Regions from separate parts of the Homo sapiens genome. Here region 1 is linked to region 2. A link is a loop called in an ENCODE intact Hi-C map of the cell type or tissue named here. Cell type or tissue: endothelial cell of umbilical vein. All regions are shown on one strand. Links, peaks and the distances in the headings refer to the core of each region. The heading gives the core; the rest is flanking DNA.

Region 1 (6,763 bases), core at 918-5,917, 290 kb before region 2:
AAGTATTTGGGAGGGTAAGTAAGTGGTAATATTTCTTATTAAAATCTTATTGGTAGAGAATATAGGAAAAATTAGATGTATAGAGAGCAATCTGTTTGCTCTTGGAAGACAAATATTTATGATTTTATTATAAGATGTAAATTTTCATGACTGGAAAATATGAGAATAAAATTATTTATATCAAGATTCTTCAACCAGTAGAGTATAGGATAATCCAGCCTGTGCACCAGGCTTAGAAACCATGTAATACAGTTATATATGCAACATGAAATTTTTAATCAGAAATCTCTGGATTTAAATATCTAGAAGACATTTGCTATTTTCTAGTTATTAACTTTTAAGTATTTATTTTGTATATAGAAAATATGTGCATGCATACATAATTAGGTTTGATCTGTGCCATCTTACTCTGTATTTTCTGTGCGTTCTTGAATGCTTAATACTTGGGCCACATTGCACACCATGGACTTAAGTCCTAGCATTGTTTCACTAAACTTAATAGGACATTCTTAGAGAGAAAAGTGGGCACTTCTGTCCAGACAATGGGAATCATAGTTTTCAAACAACTTAGCAATGGTGTCATTAGGGGGATGTTAACTGCCAAATACCATTTAAGACATACTTTTCATTTGCTCTGAAAAAGTTGCAGTGCTTTGAAAGTCCTTCCAGATTTCTTTAAATGAAATCCAGAATACATTAAATTAGAACCATTCCTTAGAGGACTTGATTACATACTGATTTTTTAGCAAAGTATAAAGATTAAGCCAACTTTGAGACTTGTAAAGAAAGCACTCTTATTTTAAATAATTGTCTAAAGGTGAAAAGAACCACCTAAATGCACCCTCGCGTATCTACTAGATAGACTGGTTTAGGCACTTATTTTATTTCCAAATTGCGTGTCTGTGGTGTATGACCTCAAAGCACCAGCTACCTTGGATTGCTAATAGTCTTCAGGCTGAAACTGGGTGTCATCAGGCAGAGTGCTCTCCACTTTGGAATTTGCTCTCCATTGAGCAAGCCAAACCAGAGTGTGGTGACCCTGGAGCATGGGGCAAGGCCCATTTATTTACTCAGATTCTGCCTTGGGGCTGAATTCATGAATGAGTGATATTTTGTTTGGGACACAGTAGAAGATGATGAAGTCTAATCCATTTTATCAATATGTTCATGATTCTATTTGTGCGTCTGTGTTTTGTTATTTTAGGTGTTAGTTGTTACGACCTGAAGCATGTGCGTATTTTGATCACTATGCTCTTTTGCAAGGGCAGATTTGAAGAGCACATGCTTCCATAAAGTGAGAAAAAGTTTCCTCTTAGGTGGATTCATTCTTTTCTTTCTGTTGAGTGAAATGGTCTGCTTTTCGGGGCTGCAGGTGTTTAATGCCCATATTTTCCTTTTCTATTCTGGTAGATATTTAAAAACCTTTAAAATAAAATTCCATCATAGAATGAAGACTTGCCTGTAATAAACCCTATCCTTAAATTTGCTTTTTAATAATGTGGAATGCTGACTCTGGCACCAGTTCTAAGTTGGTCTTTTTCATAAACTAGTAAAAGAATTGTTTCTGAGGCTGACCTTTTTATAAGAGCATGTTAGCATACATGTTGGTATGTATTTCCACGTACAAATTTGGATTAATTAAGCTTAAAATTTAATTTGCATTTTCAGGAAAGTTTTGAAATTTTGATTTTGAAATAATGTCTCTCTTTGAAAATCTTGATGATTTAAGGTTATTATTTCCATAGCTTTTCCGGGAGAAAAAGTAGTTACTATGACCCACATTTTATGGATGATAGGGAAAGAATTCCCATTCTTTTTGATCAAATGAGTTAGTGGAGGCCACAAAAGCCAGCCCCACTTCTTGCCAGGGTTATAATTCCCAAGGGTGCAGCTTTTAATTCTGACTAAGAACAATGGCCTAAAAATAAATTAGAGCAATACCTAAAATATTATATGTGAATAACTATTTTGGATCTAAATTCCAAGTTCTTTTTACATTAAAAACACAATGCCTAATGGTTCATAGTTGAGGAAGAGGATTAAGCCGCTTTCTCAAATTTGTTTTACTCCTTTGTGGCTTTAAACCAATCCCTTAATAGGATTTAATTGTGACTTTGACAATTAAGCTTTCTATGTAATGAAAGGCCAGTGGTTGTTTTGGAAAAAGATAAGTGTTATAGGGGGTATTACCTTTGGAAGTTTATGAGTCTAAAAGTCAACGTAATAAAACATTGCAGTCTTAGAGGGAGCCTATGTAAATGTGTTGCTACAGTAGTTAAGTATATAAATGACTTTTCTACTTATATAGACTTCTGCACAGCTCTTATTTATAGCATACAAATATATATTTACCAAAGAGAACTTTAAGAATATATCAGGCCTGGGAACTTTTACTTTCATTGTTTAAATAAATAAATAAATATATATATAAATTACATATATTATTTTTTGTTTGGGTTATTGGTTTATAGTTGCTTCTATGCATGTCTATTTGTTTTCTTTTAAAAAGAATTTTGCAATATTTTTGCACCATATATACTTTATATATATAGTTTATATATATAGTTTATATGTATAGTTTATATATATAGTTTATATGTGTATATATATATGTGTGTGTGTGTGTAAAACAAATGACCTTGATTCAGAAAATTATATTAGCACTGTCAGAATTAGCCTTTGGTATATTATTTAAATAGTCTATATTTCCATGAAGAATGGATTTACTACTTGAATAACTTTAAAAATGGAGTCGAAAAACCCAATAATCTCTTCCCCTAAATTCTACAAATAGAAATCCTTATGCTGTCACCATAAATGGCTTTCCCCACCAAGGGCAAGCCTGCTATGTAGAAGAAACGCTACATTATATTTTTAAGAAATTGTTTTAGAAAGAAAATCATTTTGTTTTCTCAATGTCCATGATATGTAACATGCCATTCTGTTTTAAAACCTAACAACATCTCAACCAATCTCAAGATCAGTTATTAAAGCTTGTCCTGTCTGTCATGAGCTAGTGTTACCTCTTGCAATGTGGCTGGACAGCATTCTTATTCTCACTTATAAAGTGAGATAGAATATTCAGTTCCTCCTGAACACTTTTTTCTTTTTTTTTTTTTAATAATAGAGAGTAGGTTGGCAACAATAGGGGAATGTGCATACAGATGTCAATTTGGGTGTTATTTTAATCACCTCCCTTAGGATGAATATAATCCGTTAGAGATTTATGTAGGTGCACGTGTGAGTGTATGAGATTGTATGACATTTTTTACTCAGATCTATTTTATTATGAAAAAAAATCTTGCAAATGTGTAAATTGCATTGAACACTGCCCGGTCCTCTTCCTTCCTCTCCCTTCTTTTCCTACACTCATCAATGACCCAATTTATGAACATGCAAGCTGGTATTCCTTTTGGTCTATATTCTTACTTAGAAAAGAGAGATCAAAAATGCATCAGCATAGACAAACTGCTGTAATCAGTAAAGTTGGAAGCTGACACACTTATAGAGTCCTGCTTGCCAAAAATAGGATTTCATTTGTACTGGAATTTTTTCCCCTGAACCAGTTTTGCCAATGCTGTAGTAAATGACAACTTTGGGAATGCAGGATTGGGAAACACGATGTTTCAGTAGGTGGCGCTTCAACACAGCCCACCTGCTCGAGGGCTTACGTGAGTGCTCAACTTTCTAATACCTGTGGTGCATCAAAGAGGCTTGGCCCAGTTTGTTAACATCGCAGCCAGACTGTTGTCTCAGGCAATAACGACGTCAAATGCAGCTGAAACATCTAGGCGGGAAGGACTGTTACTGTAGGTCACTGGTAATTATTTTCACACACACACACACACGCACACACACACCTTCATACATACCTACACTAGCTCTACTTCTAAAATTAAAAGCCAGAGAGAGCCAGTCTCAAAATGTCAATGATACTGCAATAATTTCAGCTTCTTATTTATTTTTTGTTTGGGTTATTGGTCTATAGTTGCTTATTGTCTGTTTTCTTTTAAAAAGAATTTTGCAATATTTTTGCACCATTAGTTCTTAGTAAACAAAAAGATTTTCTCTTTCAAATAATATTACTATTTAAATAAAATAAAAGAGTATACAGAAATACCAAAAGTTCATTTTTAAAAATTCAGTAAAAGAAACCATCTGCAGTGAGGCTCCCTAACATGCCTGTAAATTGACATAAACCAGGATGATTAAGTGGATGATAAGCCACATGTCATTGACAAACAGGAATAGAGATGCCTGGAGAGAAATGTACTATAAAGGGCTTCACTGCACCAAGAAAGCTCCCTATGGTCCATTGACCTAAAGATATCTGCAAACTTCATCCAAGAGAAGATGAAGAAGGAGACTAGAATACTTTACAATAACTAGAGACTCATCTTTGAAAAGATGAGAAACTGACTAGTATTTTTTTTCCTGATCTGTCAACCAACATTCAGAGTTCAGAATATCACAGGTATTTTAGATTGTTATGTAATTTGCTAATGTTTTATTGAAATCTTCTAAATATACAATAAATAAATTTCCATAGAAAATACTGTATATTAGGAGGGTTCATTCTGCTTTTCTTTGCCTTTCAATCTGCTGCTTTTATATAAATTGAAATACACATTTTCAGAAGAGTTAGTAAATATAACTTGCATTTAAAAAGTATTCTTTAGTATATCATATTGATATGAAAACTTTATATATAAAGTAATGGCATTTGTAATTGGTATAAAAACAACCCAATTAAATGCATGAAATAAAAGAATAAAAATGCTTTCTGTTTCTCCTAGATCATCTGTTGTTTATTCTATAATTCATGGACACCTAAAAAATGAACAGAAAGATACATTTTGGGTTCTTATATAGTTCTAAAAAGCTTTCAGATAATAAAGCATAGTAATATAATTTTTTAAACGATCAGGGATTAAAATATTGAACACAATTTTTTCCTCCTGAAAAAGGCTGATAGAAAAAAAGCATCAGCTGGCTTTCTTCTTTTGTCTATAATTCTTGATGGAATTATAAATTTAGAAGAAATAAACACAAATTGAATTTTTAAATTCCTTTCTCCCCAAAACCACAGTGTGTATCACTGCTATGATGTAAGTTTTAGTTTTTGTTTTTTTTTAAGAAACATATCTTTCCTATATGCATCTATTAGACTTGGATACTTGCTCTCTCTTTCTGCATATTTTAAAGCTTCCCTATGAAGAAGAAGGAAAAGGGCCCTCTAAAATTTCACATCTTTGTTATTAGAATATATTGACATCCCTTGCTTCGTTGACTTTTTATTACAGTCCGGAGGAAAAAAAAAAACAACAAACGATTGTCAGTGTCAGCTCAGCTCTTTGTTGTGATTCCAAGTGAAGATTTTTGGCATTTTCTCTTTGCTTTCAGCTTTGTGGATTTTCTTTTTCACTCTATCTTATTTTCAGTGGAAGTCAGGTTAAAGACAAACTTGAAAGCTTTAGGATTATTATTTTTCCTTTTCCATAGGCTTTGGCCCACAAAATGCCAACATAAAAGATAGCTTTGCATCAGGCTCCCTTGGCCACTGGGTCCTCCGCTGAGGCCCTGGCATCTGTCAGCGAGGAACACTCCAATCTGGGCTCCCTGCTGAGCTGAGATGTGGCTGCCTCCCCCAATAAAGGGCCACACCGCTCCTGAGCCAAAGCATGGGACCATCTGATGCGAGTCTGGCCTAATGAAAGTCCAGCATGGGGCTAAATGAGTTTCTACCACTGCTGGGTGAGGGGCTAATGATAAAACAGCTCCCTGGGCTCACTGCTGCTGTTGGTATCTTTGTCAGGGCATATGGCAGTTGGCTGAATGCCTTACTTGTGAGATTTCCTAGCAGATTTATCCTGAGAATGTGTTATATCTTCCCTTCTCCACCTCCCTTTGGCCTCCTCTTCAGCTCTTCTGTACTCTTGAGGGTCTCCTGATTGTTGGGCCTTAAAGACTCTCTTTTTATTTTGTAAAATTGTGAATTAAAAAAAAAAACTTGGATGGCAAAACAGAAAAATGGAAGAGATAATGATATTGACTTACATCCAGTGGGTGGTTTTATTTCCTTTGGAACATTATAAGCTAAAAGCATAAATTTCACAAGCCAGAGAAACAATCAGCTTGAAACTTGTTGAATACAGTAATGCTACTCAAAATTTTCTTTATCATGTGCTCTTTCCTTCTTTCTTTCTTCCAATGTACAATCCATCACTTCTATAATGTATTTAGGAATTTATAATAAATGATAAATAAGTGATTTCAAAACTTTTTCATTACCAACATTTTCCAGTTGATTTAATTAAATACTATACAGAAAAAAAAGTTTCTTTGGTTTACTCACTATCCTTGTCCTTAGTATCCTGAGAGAAGACACATTTTGGGAGATTCTAATTTATGGGTGCATTGCATAGGCCAGTTTTTTTTTTTTTTTTGGATATGTTTTGGTTTGATGTATGTAGATTTAGAGCACAATTTGAATTGCTATGGGAAAGTGCCTACAATAAAAACTAAAGCAATCTTCCAAATCCTAGAAACATTTCAAAAATGTATGTCCTACTCTTTTTACATTTATAAGTTCCTTAAAAATAAATAAATACTTCGATGCCAATTCTGATATTTTAATATTGCCAGCATATTATTGTATCTGAATTTGGTTTGTTTGATTCTGTGATTTGTTTTTAGATACATTCTTATTGCTCTTGTTAGTTTACAAGTAGATTAAAATTGATGATAAAAGGGCACGATCATG
Region 2 (6,763 bases), core at 703-5,702:
CCTGCTATCATTTGGTCAGGGCTGGAGCAGGGATCAAACACAGGTTTGGGACTATAAAGCTCTACCCTTCCCATCATTCTCTATTTTGGTCTCTAAGCCAACAACAGGCTGGATACTATGTTGTGCAGACAGAATGTATTATTCAAAGTAGAATATATTGGTGGGGAATGGAGTGCTATTACTAATTATCCTGAGACAAGAAAAGCCAGTCAGGCAAAGCAGGATATAGGATCACACTGGTCAGAATATAAAAACAAGGCGTATCTTCAAACTCCAGCTTCCTTAGCAAATAACTTGGGAGTTAGAATATAACTACAAACACAAAAATTTAAGTAGCTTAGAAGATGCAGGTAAGTGATAGCAGTCATAGCTATCCAGACAAGAAAAATACATGCCTTAGGTAGAGGGATATGCTTTACTCATTTCTAAGATCCTCGTACTTGGTACAGTGCTTTGAACATAGTAGAAATTCATTAAATGTTTATTAAATTGAGTCAGACTTCTTTGAGTTGAAGTGTTCAGAGAAAATGAGGGGGGAGGGAATTATAGCTGAGGTTTATGCAAAGTCTTTTCCATTGGCTCATGGTGGCAATAAACTTGTGATTTATGTGACCTTCCCTAAATAAGTCACTAGTGTGATTCTTGAAATATTATTGTGCATTAAAGCTACAAAGCACAATGCATACTAAGCTATGATTAATCACATTGTGGGGAAGGATTGGGGACAGAAAAGGCAGAGATAAGGAAATTCATTTCCTGTTTAAGCAAGAAATATCTTTCAAAAAAATTTTGTTTTTTGAGACGAATCTCGCTCTGTTGCCCAGGCTGGAATGCAGTGGTGAGATCTCGGCTCACTGCAACCTCGCCTGCTGGGTTCAAGCAATTCTCCTGCTTCAGCCTCATGTGCAGCTGGGATTACAGGCATGTGCCACCAGGACCAGCTAATTTTTTTTTTTTGTATTTTTAATAGAGACAGGGTTTGCCATGTTGGCTAGGCTAGTCTCAAACTCCTGACTTCAGGAGATGTGGCCTTCTCAGCCTCCCAAAGTGCTAGGATTACAGGCATGAGCCACCATGCCTGGCTCCTTATAAATATTATTAACCTAAAAATAATTGGCTGATTTCATTAATCTTGGTAGAATAGGTTCTATGATTGACATAATAGGTTGCGTTCAATCTAAATGCCCCACACTGAATTCTTGAGTAAGCACAACTATAATGTTTTGAGGATGCTAATTCATATAAAGTCTTCCCTTTTATATACAACTCATTCCTGATGTCATCCCTAGGTAGTTACATCATGGTGTGCTCAATAATACAATACCGTTCTGTGTTTCTGGTGAGAACAACTAGAATTTATTTTGACGTGGGAGTTGTCACACTTCATAAAATCTCTCTGAATGAATTCAAAGTGATACGTATAGAATCAGTGGGCGTGTCAGTTTGGTAGAAAAAGAAACCTAAGTGACACACTTGGCTTCCTGGTTGTTTAAGACATACATCCTTCAATTTACTGGGCTTCAGGGATTGGGTCTGGGAGTATGTACAAGAAGATCCATGAAGTATTAAGACTGGTGGATGAGGAACTAATTCTGACATCTGGGGCCAGTGTCAACCATCTCTCACTGAACCCTCCCAGGCCCTGCTGCTTTGATTGTAGTCTGCAGTGATTCTCCCCAGAAGAAGAGCTTTTGGCATTAGAAGGGAAGTATGATGTAGTGACTACAAGTATGTACTGGAATCAAGGATGCTGACTTTTAGGTCATCTGTGCCACTGACTAAATGGAAGTCCTTGGTCAAGTCACAGACCTTTTCTGGGCTTCTGGTCTTCATCTTCAAAATTAATGCTTGGTATAAAGCATGCCTAAGGCTCTTCATGTCCCTAATGACATTTCCTTATCCACTTTCTGCAAATATTTGCCATCTTTCTCTGAACTAAGTGGTATCAGAAGGTACACGAGTGCACTCATCCTCACAGCTGGCTAGTAAAGTCAGGAAAATCCACCATCACTGCAAAATTTTTCAAAACAAAGGCTTCTTCTCAGTTTTTACCCCTCCTTCCAAACTTTATTGTATGAAGCTTTGCCCCAGTCCTTTTCTGATTTTTAACCAAACTCAGTTGTCCAAAAACCAAGATGCTGGTAGTTTTCAAAGGTCTAGAGGGTTGGAGAATTGTTAAGTAAAATGTCAATTTCATTAACTGCAATTTTCTGTGTCTTTACTTAAGAAAATGCTTGTGTTAATTGACTAGAAAAGTTCTGCACATACATTAAAATTTATTAAGAAAAGGCTGCATAATTGTTAAGTGACCACAAAGATTCCAAAGGCTAAGGTGGAAAGTTTTCTCAACTGCCCCCTCCAGTAGGAGTGAAGAATTATAACATTTTACTAACCAGTCTGTGCAATGAACTGTGGCTGGAAGATCAGACACGTACATGTAAATACCTTGCTCAGGAGGAGAGAGAGCAGCGAGGACTGCATGTTCCAACTGAACTAAAACACATGGAGATATAGAATGACCCATTCAGCTGAGGATAAGATGGAAACACCTCAAACACCAAGACGATCATAGGAAAGGGCACCCAGCCATGCCTTGGCTATGGCTAATAGATTTCCTGTTAATGATTAAGTCGGAGGAATCCATGGAGTGCATGGCCTCAGTGGCTTCTCAAATCCCAGAATGAGGCATTTGCAGGTGACTTGAAGGTCTGTTAATGATCACTGAAGGTAAAAGCTGCTTGTTGACAGGTCTCTACTTTTTCTTGTGAAATTACTTAGCTCCTCTGGGATAACTGTATAGAACTTTGGATAAAAATATTAAAATTCTATTTAGTTGTACAATGTTTTAATGCAAATTTTTAACCATAAAACCAACCGCTCCATTCAGTTAAATTAATAGAATTACAAAAAAGATGTAATGATAGCAATTAAGTCTTGAAAATGCAAATTTTATAGTCAAGGACAATTACCTCATTTATAGTATATTGGAATGGTGCCAGATGAAGGTAATTTAGATCCTCCCAGCTCACAGTTACATCATGATGGATATCTTCATTTCATTAGTTCAACAAAGATGGGTGAGAAGTTAGACAATACATAAAAAAACTAAAGCGTATTTGACCTTTAGTATAACTAGAACCAGAATTCATTCACTAATTTATCAAGTATTTAATGAGTACCAATTATCTAAAATATTATTTATATATTTTGTCTGCCTTAGAGAAAAAAAAGTCTTTATTTTCACATCTAGAAAGCACTGGTTTGTAGAGAAATCAGATTTCTTCAAAACCAGGCCAGGTTTTTGGTGCTTGGTGAGTATCTTTATGTGCAATGCAGATGACCTAATTTTGTGTTGATTGGAGTGATACCAAGTCTCCCTGCAAAAGAACAATGGGTTTTTCACTAATTATCTTCTCTTTTATTTGAGCCTGCTTCAAGTAATTGTTGGTGTCTTAAAATCATGCAGCTGTGAAAGTTGGGCTACCTAAATGATTACTTTTGTCATTTTAAGATTTTACTATGTACTATCTTATGTTCCATATTTTCACATTATCATCTTGGCTGCAGTTCATTTGTACAACATCCAGAAGTTTATCATTTCCATATTACAGGAAGACAAGTAACTTTACAAAAATTTTTTAAATAGAGAGATTTAATAATAAGAATGTAGGCTTTTCAAACTTCCAATTCTATATTGTCTTAATGCAAATTTTCTGCTTATGTTCATAAAAAAAATCTGCATTGCTCATGATCTCCCCTTTTGCCCTCTAGAGGGCACTAGATCACACTCCTGATGATAAAAGGAGTCAAATTGAAGCCCTATTTGCTGATGTTAAAATTTCCCCTTGAGTCATTATCTTTGGAGAGAAAATTTCTGCTGTCTAAAGGAACCAGTGACTATGAGGAGCAGGTAGTTCACTTCTTGCCACGTTGTTTCTAAACAGAGGGAAAGCAATGCGCTTGGGGGTTTTGAAGACTGGCTGCCCAAGTTCAAACACATGGCTCAGGCACTTCCTGAATATGTAATGTTGGGCAAATTATTTGTTTCTGTGCCTCAGTTTCCTCATCTGTAATATGGGGATAATAATACCTACTCCACAGCATAGCTGTGAAGATTTTAAAAAATGATAATATGTATAAAGAAGTTGGGGAACAGATACAGCCTATAGCAAGCACTATTAGTATTAGAGTTTTTTTCAATATTTTATAGCAAGCACTATTAGTATTAGTTTTTTTAATACCTTTTTTTGGAACATAATCCCCAATAATGATTCTGCGCTACTGCCCCTGGATTTCTTCCTTAGTCCCATGACTCAAATGGGCAAGCCTCTATTAGGACCATCTAAGAGATCTATGCAATTCCCTTACAAGATTCAATATTGGCTTAGCGTACTTTTAAAGAGGCTGATGCCATTGATTCAATAGACGTCAAAACAGAAAGTAAACCTCTTCAAAGTCAGGATGACATAACTTTGTAGTTTTGCTTTCTTGCTCACTTTTGGATAATAAGCCCCAAACCAAAATATCAAGAGTTTATTGTAATGAAAGGCCATAGAAACACATACTAGACAAATGAGTATACAGAATAGATATATGGCCCTTCTTTAGTCTATGGAAAATATTTTATTTTCCTTGAATGCCATATATAGTAAGAGTCATTAGGATTTTTTTCCCCTGGAACTTACATAGCAGCTAGAAGAGCCAATAATGCTTTTGAAATTCAACCTTTGTTTCTAGTGATGATGTCTAAGTCTTTGTGGATTTACTGTCTTGGTTCATTTAGCTAGCAGTAGAACGAGAGTTTTCACAAAATATCCCCCTGGGTCATGGTGGCGGTAGTGGTAATCCTCTATCTTCTTTCTCTCCCTGATATTTATATTTATTTATTACGGTAAGTTTTCTAATGCATAAAAATGTAATGTAAGAAATGATTATAAATCTTTGGCTATATACATGTTCAAAGAGATATTTAAAATTAGTTGTCCCTGATCCTCTCAACGTAGATATTAATTCATCAGTAAGTCAACTGATAGTTTGTGCCATAACCTCTAATAGATCTGGCTTTGCCCTGGAAGCCCATGCAGGCTAAAATCAGCAGCCAACCCTTTGCCTGGATTGTACTTCTAAAAGAGTTAGAGTTTGAAGTGCCGTATAAGTATTTTAAATATATTTGTATTGATGTACACAACCGGTTTGATCATTATTAATGAACTAATCGACTAAATACTGTATTAGATAATCAGTTGGTGGAGCCTAATAATAGTATCAGCTCTAGATGTGAGTATCTCTTGGCGTTCCTGTAGTCTGATTTATGAATGGTATGCTACACATCAATCTTTACACACCCATTCAGAATAAATAAGCAAGATGAAAGGAGATTCACATATTCTTTATAAAGATAAGTCTTATGAGGTAATGGCTCTATGATGGTTAATACACCCTATTCTCATAGCATTATGATAGAACCTAAAACTTAATTGCTCTGTTCAAAAGAGAAATAATGCAATGTTCCTACTTAAAATGGTTTCTTATGCAAAGGCGTAAAATTTCTGGCATTAGAGAAAACAAAAGCGTATCTGGTACTCTAGCTGCTGTGTCTCAGTTGTAAAAATCTCGTCTGTGATCATAATAGGATATTGATTAGTATGGAAGCTATACAAAGCTGAATTGCATTTCTTGGTGGAGTACGAAAGGTCACTGTTTGATTACTCAATAACTTTTCAAATACAAGAAATGCTATTTAAAAGTATGCTTGAATGATTGGTTTGTACTATAAGAGGGAAATGGGGGAAATGGTACTACTTTCGTAAAGGTAGTTAGATGTTAAATTCTTATATCATTTTCTATTCATGTATATTTAACATTCTGTACTATTTTATATACTAGAACATAAACCATTAAATCAAATTATAAGTGCAATTTTACATGTTATCCATGTGATATCTAACTTACAAGACATATAATTCACTTGTTTTTAGGTATTAACTGAGTTTGTCACTATGGCCATCTTATATTTGATGGCATTTATTTTCTGTGATCATAAATATAAGGTACTTCATATTATTATAGAAAATGTAAAAAATACAGAACTATATAAAGAAGATAACAAATTACCAATAATTCTGATATTCTGATTAACTTCTTTCCTCTTTTTATTTATAAAACAATATAAAGTCTTATCATGTATTTATTATATTTGCTACAAGTTATAAATTCAGGATCATTTTATAATAGTTTTAATGATAATTTTCCCCTTTTAACTGGGAATGCACTCTTAGGAATAGTAAATATTCTTGAAAAAATGATTCTTAATAACTGCGTATTATTCTAAATTATGGATAGACCATAAAATATTTAACCTGTTAGTTTGTGCTCATAAATACCTCCGAACTCTCCTGTTTATGTGACCTATAGTTTTGTTAAGAGCCTTGTATGATGGACATCGGCATCATCCTCTTTGATCCCGTTACTTTCTCCTTACATTGCCACTGATTTCCTCTTTTGGCATTACAGGTTTCTTTCTAATCACTGGCACACATGCCCAAGCCCAGGGCTCACTATTTGCTCAAACAAGTATTCACCTTTGATAGATTGAGTAACCTCAATCTGACTTGGCAAAATAAAGAAACCTTATTGAGTCTATTGCAAGGACTGGCTAACAGCATCCCAATACTTGGTTAGAACTCCAACCATATTTACCAAATGTATTAGGATGTTCTTGCATTGCTATAGAGAAATCCCTGAGGCATGGTAATTTATGAAG

The links. Hi-C counts contacts between places; a loop is a spot of excess contacts. Peaks named below come from ENCODE experiments on the same cell type or tissue, not always from the same donor. Only the 100,000 strongest peaks of a DNase experiment are listed, where the experiment ranks them.
Region 1: it touches region 2 in a loop (17-fold over the local background); 9 of 110 quality-filtered maps call a loop at or near these places.

Annotation. Positions count from the first base shown.
Region 1 is chr6:9,247,324-9,254,086 of GRCh38, forward strand. No RefSeq gene overlaps it. Among named protein-coding and RNA genes, the nearest start is that of HULC, 600 kb to the left of the region's middle. In endothelial cell of umbilical vein, for the core only: a CTCF peak has its summit at 3,635 (motif pointing right); a DNase peak (open chromatin) is centred at 3,648.
Region 2 is chr6:9,536,941-9,543,703 of GRCh38, forward strand. No RefSeq gene overlaps it. Among named protein-coding and RNA genes, the nearest start is that of TFAP2A-AS2, 860 kb to the right of the region's middle. In endothelial cell of umbilical vein, for the core only: a CTCF peak has its summit at 3,793 (motif pointing right); DNase peaks (open chromatin) are centred at 3,431 and 3,761; H3K27ac peaks cover 1,234 bases.